Regions from separate parts of the Homo sapiens genome. Here region 2 is linked to region 1. Evidence: chromatin contacts called from ENCODE Hi-C or POLR2A ChIA-PET data. All regions are on one chromosome and are shown on one strand. Each heading gives the region's core, a stretch centred on a gene start or an enhancer-like site at or near the end of the contact. The rest is flanking DNA. Distances are from core to core; before and after follow the strand shown. Region 1 overlaps PITPNA (phosphatidylinositol transfer protein alpha). Region 2 overlaps RPA1 (replication protein A1).

Region 1 (4,856 bases), core at 1,785-4,284:
TGTGAATCCTACACGGACTTCAGAGACCGAGGCAGACAGAACAGGCTGGGAGAGGAGGCCATGATAAGTAACAACAAAAAAGGAATAGTATATTCCCATCTATATAAATGTGAGTATAACATTTATACAGTCAGTATATAACTATTAATTGTTAGGATATAACAATTAGTATAATCCCATCTATATAAAACAATAAAGGAAATAACACTCATTCACACACACACAAAAGCCAGCATCCGGCCCCGCTGCTCATGCCGCATACCTCTGCAGGTGGTAGATCTTGTGTGTGTACTGGCCTTTCTCACCGTCCTTCTCGTAGGGCTCATTCACCAGGACCTCCACGCCTTCGCCACCACCCGTTTCATTTTTACTGGCCTCAGCCACAGAATACAGCTGCCCCACTTGATACTAAAGGACAGAGACAGATGTTATTCTCAACACGGACCCTTCTCAACGGTTACACGTAATCCAGCTGCCAGTAAGTGTCTAACTGGATCTCCCTGGGGTCTCCTCATGCAGGAGCTGGTTCTGGAGTTTCACATCAGGCCTTGCCCAAACCCACCCAAAGCAACTGACAGTGCTGCTCCATGGCCCCTCTTGACCCATCAGACGTGTTTAGTTCATCCTTCTCATTTTCACACCACCCATCAGGGTTTATTTTTATTTATTTATTTTTTTTGGTAGAGACAGGGTCTTGCTATGTTGCCCAGGCTGGTCTCAAAACTCCTGGTCTCAAGCCATCCTCCCACCTTGGCCTGCCAAAGTGCTGAGATTATAAGCATGAGCCACCGTTCCCAGTCAATCCATCAGGATTTAAAGAGGCAGGTGAGTCTACTTAACCTGACACCACCACGCAGAAAACAGATTAGAGTCCAAAGGAGCTTTTGTGCTAAGCCTGCTTCTGGTATTAAGACCCCAGAAGACCTAGGTTGGTTGCTAGAAATCACTGGATCTCACCCATTTAAATAGATCCTAAGACTTGATTTCTTGTCAAAGAAAGGTGCTCAGCGCTCTGTGAAATCCGCAACCTCTATCGTAAAACTGGCTCATCTACTCGCTTCTTCTCTAGTCTTAGGCCTCTCCTCACCCCGCAAGTAGCTCTTTCAGGCAATGAAACCTCTTGACATTTTCCAGATTCCTGGTGGGGCCAAGCAAGTATTCCTGCTTCCCACATGAGATATTACAGATTCCTGCCCCACAGTCTGTGCCGGCTGGGTGCACCCTCTGTGTTGGCACTTACTACATGGCAAAAACCTAGTTTTCCTTTATTTGGGTCACATGCCACCCTATCAAGTCACCAGTCAACATGATTGGCCTCCTCTGACCCTGTCAGGATGGGCCAATGACCTAGGCAGTGCCCAGACTTAGCCCTTCCGCCTTCTTCTCTGAGAAGCTGTCCAGAGGAGAAAACAAGGTGAAAAGAAAATGAACAGCAACATTTGAGGCAGGAAATTATGTCTACACCAACGGATGTGTCTTTCCTACCGCTGCCGGTGCTAATCAGGCATGGCTGCTTAGGGAGTATGAGAAAAAGGAAAAAAGCTATGGGATTACCCAACATGCTGGGGGGTGGAGGGGGACAAAGGGTTTCCTCGAGCTCTATGCCCAACTCCTGGCACCCCCGGGGGGAAGACAAGGGTGTTTCTCTATTTTTTTTTTTTTTTTTTTTTTTTTTTAGACAGAGATCGCACAGTGGTGCGATCTCAGGTCACTGCAACCTCCGCCTCCTGGGTTCAAGTGATTCTCCTGCCTCCTGCCTCCTGCCTCAGCCTCCGAAGTAGCTGGGATTACAGGGACTGGGTTTTTCTCTCTTTGAGATTAAAACAGAAAGGATGTATCTCTAGGCAACTGCTACTTAAATCACTGCCTCCAACAGCAAGGACAGAGGCAGCTTCCAGAGCTGCTTCGCCTCAAACTTAGAAACCTGCTCTACCAGGCAGCTTCCTAAGCACTGCAGGGAAATTTCTGGGCAAAATCTGGAAAGTGAAGCAGAGGACGAGGACAATTCACTGCTCACCACAAGGCTGAAAGAGCCCTAACTTTCAAAGCAAAATCCCAGAACAAAATGCCATGAAAAGGGGCAGCAATCGAGGCTCAGTGAAATCCATACAGAGGAACATATGGGTGAAAGCCAGTCACCTTGACCTTGCTAATCCTAAGCTGCATCAGTGCTGCCTCAATGCCCCCCTGGAGCCCCAAGCTGTCCCTGTGCCTCTCCAAGTCCACCACCCAGCTAGGCACACATGAAAACCCGTCAGGTGGGTCAGGGCTTGGCTGAGCCAGGGGTGCCTAAGAAGGAGCAGTAACTCCGTTTCAGAGAAGAGCCGTAAGAACATCTAACCACTGACTCAGCAATCCTAAAGGACAGGCTGGGGAGAGGGCCTGGTGGAGGGGGCGAGGTTCCCAGCTAGTGGTACCACTTGGGAAGGGGGACCCCAGGCAGAGACTAATCGCCTTCATTTGGTTTCTCTTCAGCTGCAGGAATCAGAGGGCAGGTTCTAAGAGGATCAGCCTGTTGGCTGGCATCTTCCCCCTTCAATCTCTCTTGATATTCTGATCCTTTAATCCCAATGAGACAAGTGAAGGCAGTTTTGTTAATCTAAAGGGGTAAGCAAGACTGGCCTGCACAAGCTACAAGTGAAGGGCGCTTTTCACGTTAGAGTTCCTTTTGGCACAGCTGCTCTGCCCCCTGGGAAAGCAGCCAGACTCGGATGGGGCAGAGATAGGAGTGGGAGGGTCAGATCATTAAATCAGATTTAAAAAACTCCAACAGGACTGGGAATCTAGCCTCCTCAGACCTGCGATGATGTTCCTTGCTCTTGAGATCTGTTCACCTATCCCAGAGAACTAAGACATTCAACTAAGAAAAACAGACTCCACAACTTTGGCAATCTGGGAGGGGGAGCCCAGTGGGTGGGCCTGAAATACTGACATGAAACACGTCATAAACAACAGTACAGCTTTGGTCCCACCAACATGGCCCTGTCAGGCTGGGTACCAGAGGGGGACTGGTGCCGTGAATCTCTGGAAACAAGAAGTGAAGCAGCCCGGCCGACCTGTGCCAGGAAGCACTGGTGGACACACCCCGTCAAACAGCCAGGGCTTTCTCGCTCTGCTGCACAACGCCCAGACACTCAGGGTTAGACCAAAGGCTCTGGCCACCCAGAAGCTAATTCTGCCCCCAAAATATTGATGCAGGCCATCGGAATGATTACAAAGGCATGACCTTCTCTTTCCCTTTCTTCACTTTCCCCTAAATCAGAAAACTGCAAAGGCCTCAAGTCATGGCCTCCAATTTAGGAAGTGAATCCACCAGTCACAAGATGCTGAGCTGTTCCCATAGAAACTGTTAAGTCAGGATGGGGATGGGGTTACTGACAAAGACTCTGAGAAGGTTGATCATGAATTGTTTCTTCTTCGGCCTTCCCCTCCAAGATTTTTCTAATTCTCTGAAACTAAGTTCCGCTTCGACCCTACCCAGGCCACGTGGTACTTTCTTGTCAATGGTTTCTTGCTGAGAACGGGCTGACCACTGCCAGGCAGACAGGTGAATCCTGATCAGCACTCACTTCCCAAGCTTCTGCTTAGACTTCAGGCTCTGATTACTCAACTCCGCCCCACCACTTCCTCAATGCTGCAGAAAAACCATCACAAGTGAACACCCGCCAACTGTGGATGCTCTCAAGGTGGAAGTTCCCCTTTCCTTCCAGTCTTGGCCCCACCATAAGCCATCAGTGTCTGGCCCTTCAGCCTTACTCCAAGAACAGCCCCAGGTGCTCCAGGACAGGCTGGCCCTCCTTGGTCTGCAGCACTTCTCAGAGACACTCTCGCCCTTCGTTCCATCAAGAAACTCCCTATCAAAGGATCCATTTCACCCCTAATCACCACACTAAGGAAATCCCGAGTTCCTGGGGCACATCTTCCTAACGATCGGGGTGGGATCATCCTGTACAGCAGAGAGGACGTCACTGGACACCTCCCCAAGAGCTGAGTTTGAGGGCAAGGGACGCGCTGGGCTTTCCTGCTTGGCCTTCTGGTTTGGAAAATCATCGCTTGCTATTTTCAATAAAGACAGCACAGGCTGGGTGAAGTGGTTGACATCTGTAATCCCAGCACTCTGGGAGGCTGAGGCAGGAGGACTACTTGAGGCAAGACCAGCGTGGACAACAGAGTGAGACCCTATCTCCACTATTTAAAATAAATATTATAAAATAAAAAAAATAAAGACAGCATGGCCAAAGCAGGTGGGTTAACAAGACCCTTCCAAGCCAACACCTGTCAGCCCAGGCACCTGGTTCTCAGGCCCCAGGTACATCCCCAGTGCCTACAGGGATTAGAGCCATCTACCCAGCCATTCCCTCATTCTCCCTGGTTCCCAGGTTCCCCAGTCTCGTTTCTCTTTTCTGCCCTTCCCAGAACCCCAAGATCACGGTCAAGGCCCACCTCTGGCCCCCTCCCCAGGTCCCCACAGCTCTTATCAGATATGTAGCCCACCCCTGGAGGCAGTCCTCTAAAGGGCCAGTGTCTGCCCACCCCTCTCGGGGGCCAACAAGCCTGGATGTCTGTCTCAACTAAATGTGCTGCAGGCTCTGCTGGCCTGATTTCATTTTTCAAAGGTGCAGTTCATATTGGGAACAGAGTGGAAGTTATCACAGGAGCTTCATGCTGACACTGCAGGAAAGAGAGACGGAGCCCAGTGACTGGAGGCACTATACTGGCTGACGAACCTCACCCAAACTCGAGTTTAACTGGAAGCTGGGGCGGGGTGGGGCTGTGATTTCAGAAGGAAGCAAAGAACAAGGCTGCGCCAGGAGAGGAGAGTGGAAGAAGTTCAGAGAAAGAGTGAGACAAGGGAG
Region 2 (4,980 bases), core at 1,290-3,789, 310 kb after region 1:
TGTTGTTGGGCAGAGTCTTACAAATGTCAATTAGGTCGAGTCGGTAAATTGTGTTATTCAGTTTTTCTATATCTTTACTGTTTTTCTGTTTACTTGTTCTGTCATTTACTGAGAGGGATATTGAAATCTCTAACTGTAATAATTGTAAGTTTCTCTGTCTCTCTGCAGTTCTATTAGTTTTTGCTTCATGTATTTCAAAGCTGTATTATTAAATATCTATATAATTTAGAATTCTTGTGTCCACTTGATGAGTTGACTCTTATTATTATGAAATGATTTTATCCCTGGGAAATTCTGTGCTTTGAAGTCTGCTTTGATATTAGCATAGCCACTTTGGCGTTTTTTTTGTTTTGTTTTGTTTTTTCTCTCCTAGAGACAACATCTTGCTCTGTTGCCCAGGCTGGAGTACAGTGGTACATTCACGGCTCAGTGCAGCCTCAACACCTTGGGCTCAAGCAATCCTCCCACCTCCGCCTCCTGAGTAGCTGGGACTACAGGCATGTGCCACCACGCCCAGCTAATTTTATTTTGTTTTTTATTTATTTATTTATTTTTGAGACGAAGTCTCACTCTGTTGCCAGGCTGGAGTGCAGTGGCGTGATCTCGGCTCACTGCAACCTCCGCCTCCCAGGTTCAAGCGATTCTCCTGCCTCAGCCTCCTGAGTAGCTAGGGCTACAGGCACGCATCACCATGCTCAGCTGATTTTTGTATTTTTAGTAGAGATAGGGTTTCACCATGTTGGCCAGGATGGTCTCCATCTCTTGACGTCATGATCTGCCCGCCTCAGCCTCCCAAAGTGCTGGGGTTAAAGGCGTGAGCCACCATAATTGGCCTAATTTTATTTTTTGTGGACATGGAGTCCTGCCATGTTGCCCACACTGGTCTTGAATTCCTGGCCTCCAGCAATCCTCCTGCCTCAGCCTCCCAAGTAGTTGGGACTGCAGGCTGCACCTGTAGTCTGGGAGGTGGAGTGCCGGGCCTGCCTGTGGACTGCCTGGACTGGGGCTGGGACGGCAGTGCCACCACGCCCGGCTCATTTCTTTTCTTTTTATTTGTAGGGGCGGGGTCTCACTTTGTTGCCCAGGCTGGTCTCAAACTCCTGGCCTCAATCCTCCTGCCTTAGCCTCTCAAAAGGCTGAATTACAGGCATAAGCTACTGTGCCTGGCCATTGTGTATACTTTCTATTGCTAGCCGTTCAAGTTCACTAATGGTTTCTCAGGCAGTGCCTAATCTGCTGTTAATCCCATTGAGTGTATTTTTCTTCTCAGATAGTATAGTTTTTATCCCTAGAAGCTTGATTTTGGGTCTTTAAAAACTCATCTACATCTCTGCTTAATTTTTGGGACATACAGAGCACAATGACAGTATTTGTTGTAAGGTCCTTGTCTGTGGATTCTGGTGTCTGTGTTAGGTCCGGATTTGTTTCCGTCAGTTGATCCCGGCCTCTCCGATCATGGATCATATTTTCCTGCTGCTTTTCATGCCTGGCCCTCGGACCGAATGCCAGACATTGGGATTCGTACCTCGTTGGGTGCTAGAAACTTTTGTAATCCTGTAATTATTCTTGAGCTTTTTTCAGGGATACAGTTAACTTGGAGACAGTTTGATCTTTTGGTGTGTTGCTTTTAAGATTTATTAGAGAATCAGAGAGCTGCATTTAGTCTAGGTGTAGTTATTCCCAATACTGAATCGAGACCTGACAGACTGTTCTACCTCGTGCCCCATGAATATGAATTTTTCCCATCTGACTGGTAGAAACAGGTACTATTTCAAGCTTGCTGTAAACACAGGCATGGTTCCCTCTGGCCTTCTCAGATGATTCTCACCCTGGCCTCAGATCGTGTCCACACACACACACGGGCCAACCAGGACTCTGCTGACTACCCAGGAAACCTGCCACCCATTTCTGGAGTTCTCTGTGTACAGCCCTCTCTTCTCTGCTACTCTGTCCGGCCAGCTAGACGGCGATCTCCCCAGACTCTCGGCCCCCATTTCTGCACCTCGGGTTCTGGCAGGCCCCCTAAGCCCTTGAGGCACTGAGCTGGTGCAGACCCACTCGCTCGCTTTCCTGTGCACAGCAGGCGCTACCCCTCATTGAAAACCATGCGTCTCACGTATTTTCTCCCTTTCTGGTGGGGGGAGGGGGTTATGTTAGGTGTTAGGGTGAACCTGGTCTCTGTTGCTCCATTTGTCCGGTACGTAGTTTTAAAAGTTGAATATTTTTGCGAGGTGTGTCCTTAAAAACAAAACAGCATTCTCCTGCCTCACTTTTCTTTGGCCTCTGACTCCTGTCTAGAGACAGTCTGTTTCAAATCTCACAGCTGTTTCTTCTCTGTTTGTCTCCATATTTCTAAATAACACATTTGTGCTGCTCTTCGTTAATTTTTTCAGTTGAAACATTTGTTTATTAACTTCACGCTATGGGAGATTAGAATGTGGTGCTCTCTCTTTTTTTTTTTTCTTTTTTAAGAGTCTCACACTGTCACCCAGGCTGGAGTCCAGTGGCGTGATCTTGGCTCACTGCAACCTCCGCCTCCTGGACTCAAGCAATCCTCCTTGCCTCAGCCTCCTCAGTAGCTGGGATTACAGGCGTGCACCACTGCACCCTGCTAATTTTTGTTTTTATTTTTTTATTTTTTGAGACGGAGTCTCACTGTGTCGCCCAGGCTGGAGTGCAGTGGCGCGGTCTCGGTTGACTGCAAGCTCCACCTCCCGGATTCACGCCATTCTCCTGCTTGAGTAGCTGGGACTACAGGCACCCACCACCATGCCCGGGTGATTTTTTTTGTATTTTCAGTAGAGACGGGGTTTCACTGTGTTAGCCAGGATGGTCTCCATCTCCTGACCTCGTGATCTGCCCGCCTCAGCCTCCCAAAGTGCTGGGATTACAGGCGTGAGCCACCGCCCCCAACCGTATTTTTTTTTTTTTTTTTTTTTTTTTGTAGCGATGGAGTCTATGTTGTCCAGGCTGGTCTTGAACTCCTGGGCTCAAGCAATCCGCCCACCTGAGCCTCCCAAAGTGCCAGGATTACAGGTGTGAGCCACAGCGCCCAGCTTAGAATGTAGCTCTCTTATACCTCTCTTGTCCCTGCTGTCCACATGGAAGAAGTAGATGTTAATATCGATTAGCTCAATATTTATTTATTTATTTATTTATTTGAGATGGAGTCTCACTTTGTTGCCCAGGCTGGAGTGCAGTTGCATGATCTTGGCTCACTGCAACCTCCACCTCCCAGTTCAAGCTATCCTCATGCCTCAGCCTCACCAGTAGCTGGGATTACAGGCACACACCACCATGCCCAGCTAATTTTTGTATTTTTAGTAGAGATGGGGTTTCACCATGTTGGCCAGGTTGGTCTCGATCCCCTGACCTCAAGTGATCCGCCCACCTTGACCTCCTAAAGTGCTAAGATTATTGGCGTGAGTCACTGTGCCCAGCTTTTTTTTTTTTTTTTTTTTTTGAGATGAAGTTTTGCTTTGTTGCCCAGGCTGGAGTGCACTGGAACGATCTCCGCTCACTGCAACCTCCCCCGGGTTCAAGTGATTCTCCTGCCTCAGGCTCCCAAGTAGCTGGGATTACAAGTGCCCGCCACCACGCCCAGCTAATTTTTGTATTTTTAGTAGAGACGAAGTTTCACCATGTTGGCCAGGCTAGTCTCGAACTGCTGACCTCAGGTGATCTGCCTGCCTCAGCCTCCCAAAGTGTTGGGATTACAGGCGTGAGCCACCGTGCCCGGCCAAGATTTATTTATTTAGTTATTTGGAGACAGGTTCTTGCTTTGCCATCCAGGCTGGAGTGCAGTGGCTCAAAAAGGGCTTACTGTAGCCTCAACCTCCCAGGCTCAAGTGATCTTCCCACCTCAGCTTTCCCAGTAGCTGGGAGCGTGAACCACCACGCCCAACTAATTTATTTTATTTTATTTTATTTTATTTTATTTTATTTTATTTTTTTGAGACGAGTCTCACTCTGTCACCCAGGCTGGAGTGCAATGGCACAATCTCGGCTCACTGCAACCTCCACCTCCCGGGCTCAAGCGATTCTCCTGCCTCAGCCTCCCGAGTAGCTGGGATTACAGGTGCCCGCCACCACACTCAGCTAATTTTTTTTATTTTTAGTAGAGACGGCGTTTCACCACGTTGGCCAGGCTGGTCTCGAACTCCTGACCTCAGGTGATCCACCCACCTTGGCCTCCCAAAGTGTTGGGATTACAGGTGTGAGCCACCGTGCCTGGCCCCAACTACTTTTTATATTTTTTTGTAGAAACAGAGTTTTGCCATGTTGTCCAGGCTGGTCTTGAGCTCCTGAGTTCAGGTAATCCACCTGCCTCGGTCTCCCAATGTGCTGGGATTACGAACGTGAGCCCCTGCAGGGGGCCGACATCAAAATTTAAATGGCCAGTCAGATTGAAGTTTTTCTATGAAACATATCTTGCTTTATTAAAAATTTAAAGTTTTCAAAACATACTTGTAGAAGGCAATTTTCAAATGGTTGTTATGTTTTCAGATATTTTTAGTAATCAGAACAACATAATTTTATTGTTTTACTAATCAGCCAATTTTTGAACTAAATCTGAAGTCACTAAGAGATGATGGTCAATCATGAATATTTGGAAAAAAATTTGTGATATAATTTATAGAAAAGAAATGTTCAGAGTGTATTGAATAATTTTAATAACATATAACTAATTAAGTACATATATTAACTAATTATAACTGTGACATTGAAAATATAAAATCGACTTTAAGCTGGTCAGCATCAAGAAGCTGGAAGATGTTCATGTGGCTTATTTGAAATCTTCCGCTGTGTATCTCCTCCTTCCCAAATGATTTCTCAGTAGGAAGCTATGTTTGAACTCAGAGAAGGAGCTGTTTCTTAAAAATTAAACTGTCTCTGCTGCTCCCAATAGACAAAGGTGCTTAGCTGGTTCCCACTGAAGTACACTAATTCACTGTCTTAATTTAAATTTACCAATATATG

Evidence for each region. A loop is a pair of places that touch in the nucleus more often than their neighbours do. ChIA-PET counts read pairs that join two places held with the same protein, here RNA polymerase II (POLR2A). Pooled maps may share reads with other maps.
Region 2: a loop to region 1 is called in a pooled map, with 2.6 times the contacts of the local background. The contact joins two enhancer-like sites. A Hi-C loop is called at or near these places in 1 of 37 single-sample maps with no recorded cell type and 4 of 50 pooled maps. POLR2A ChIA-PET finds 5 or more read pairs at or near these places in 1 of 52 experiments (GM10248).

Annotation. Positions count from the first base shown.
Region 1 is chr17:1,552,742-1,557,597 of GRCh38, forward strand. It overlaps PITPNA (phosphatidylinositol transfer protein alpha), which reads right to left. Exons shown (of 12, transcript NM_006224.4): 3 at 263-408. Among named protein-coding and RNA genes, the nearest start is that of PITPNA, 7.6 kb to the right of the region's middle. RefSeq lists an enhancer at 3,075-3,144 and a silencer at 3,561-3,761. Within about 2 kb of position 3,035, at least 7 of the 41 ENCODE cell types and tissues checked have a DNase peak (open chromatin) inside an H3K27ac peak, as active enhancers do.
Region 2 is chr17:1,859,277-1,864,256 of GRCh38, forward strand. The region is part of intron 5 of RPA1 (replication protein A1); the gene reads left to right. Among named protein-coding and RNA genes, the nearest start is that of RPA1, 32 kb to the left of the region's middle. Within about 2 kb of position 2,540, at least 6 of the 41 ENCODE cell types and tissues checked have a DNase peak (open chromatin) inside an H3K27ac peak, as active enhancers do.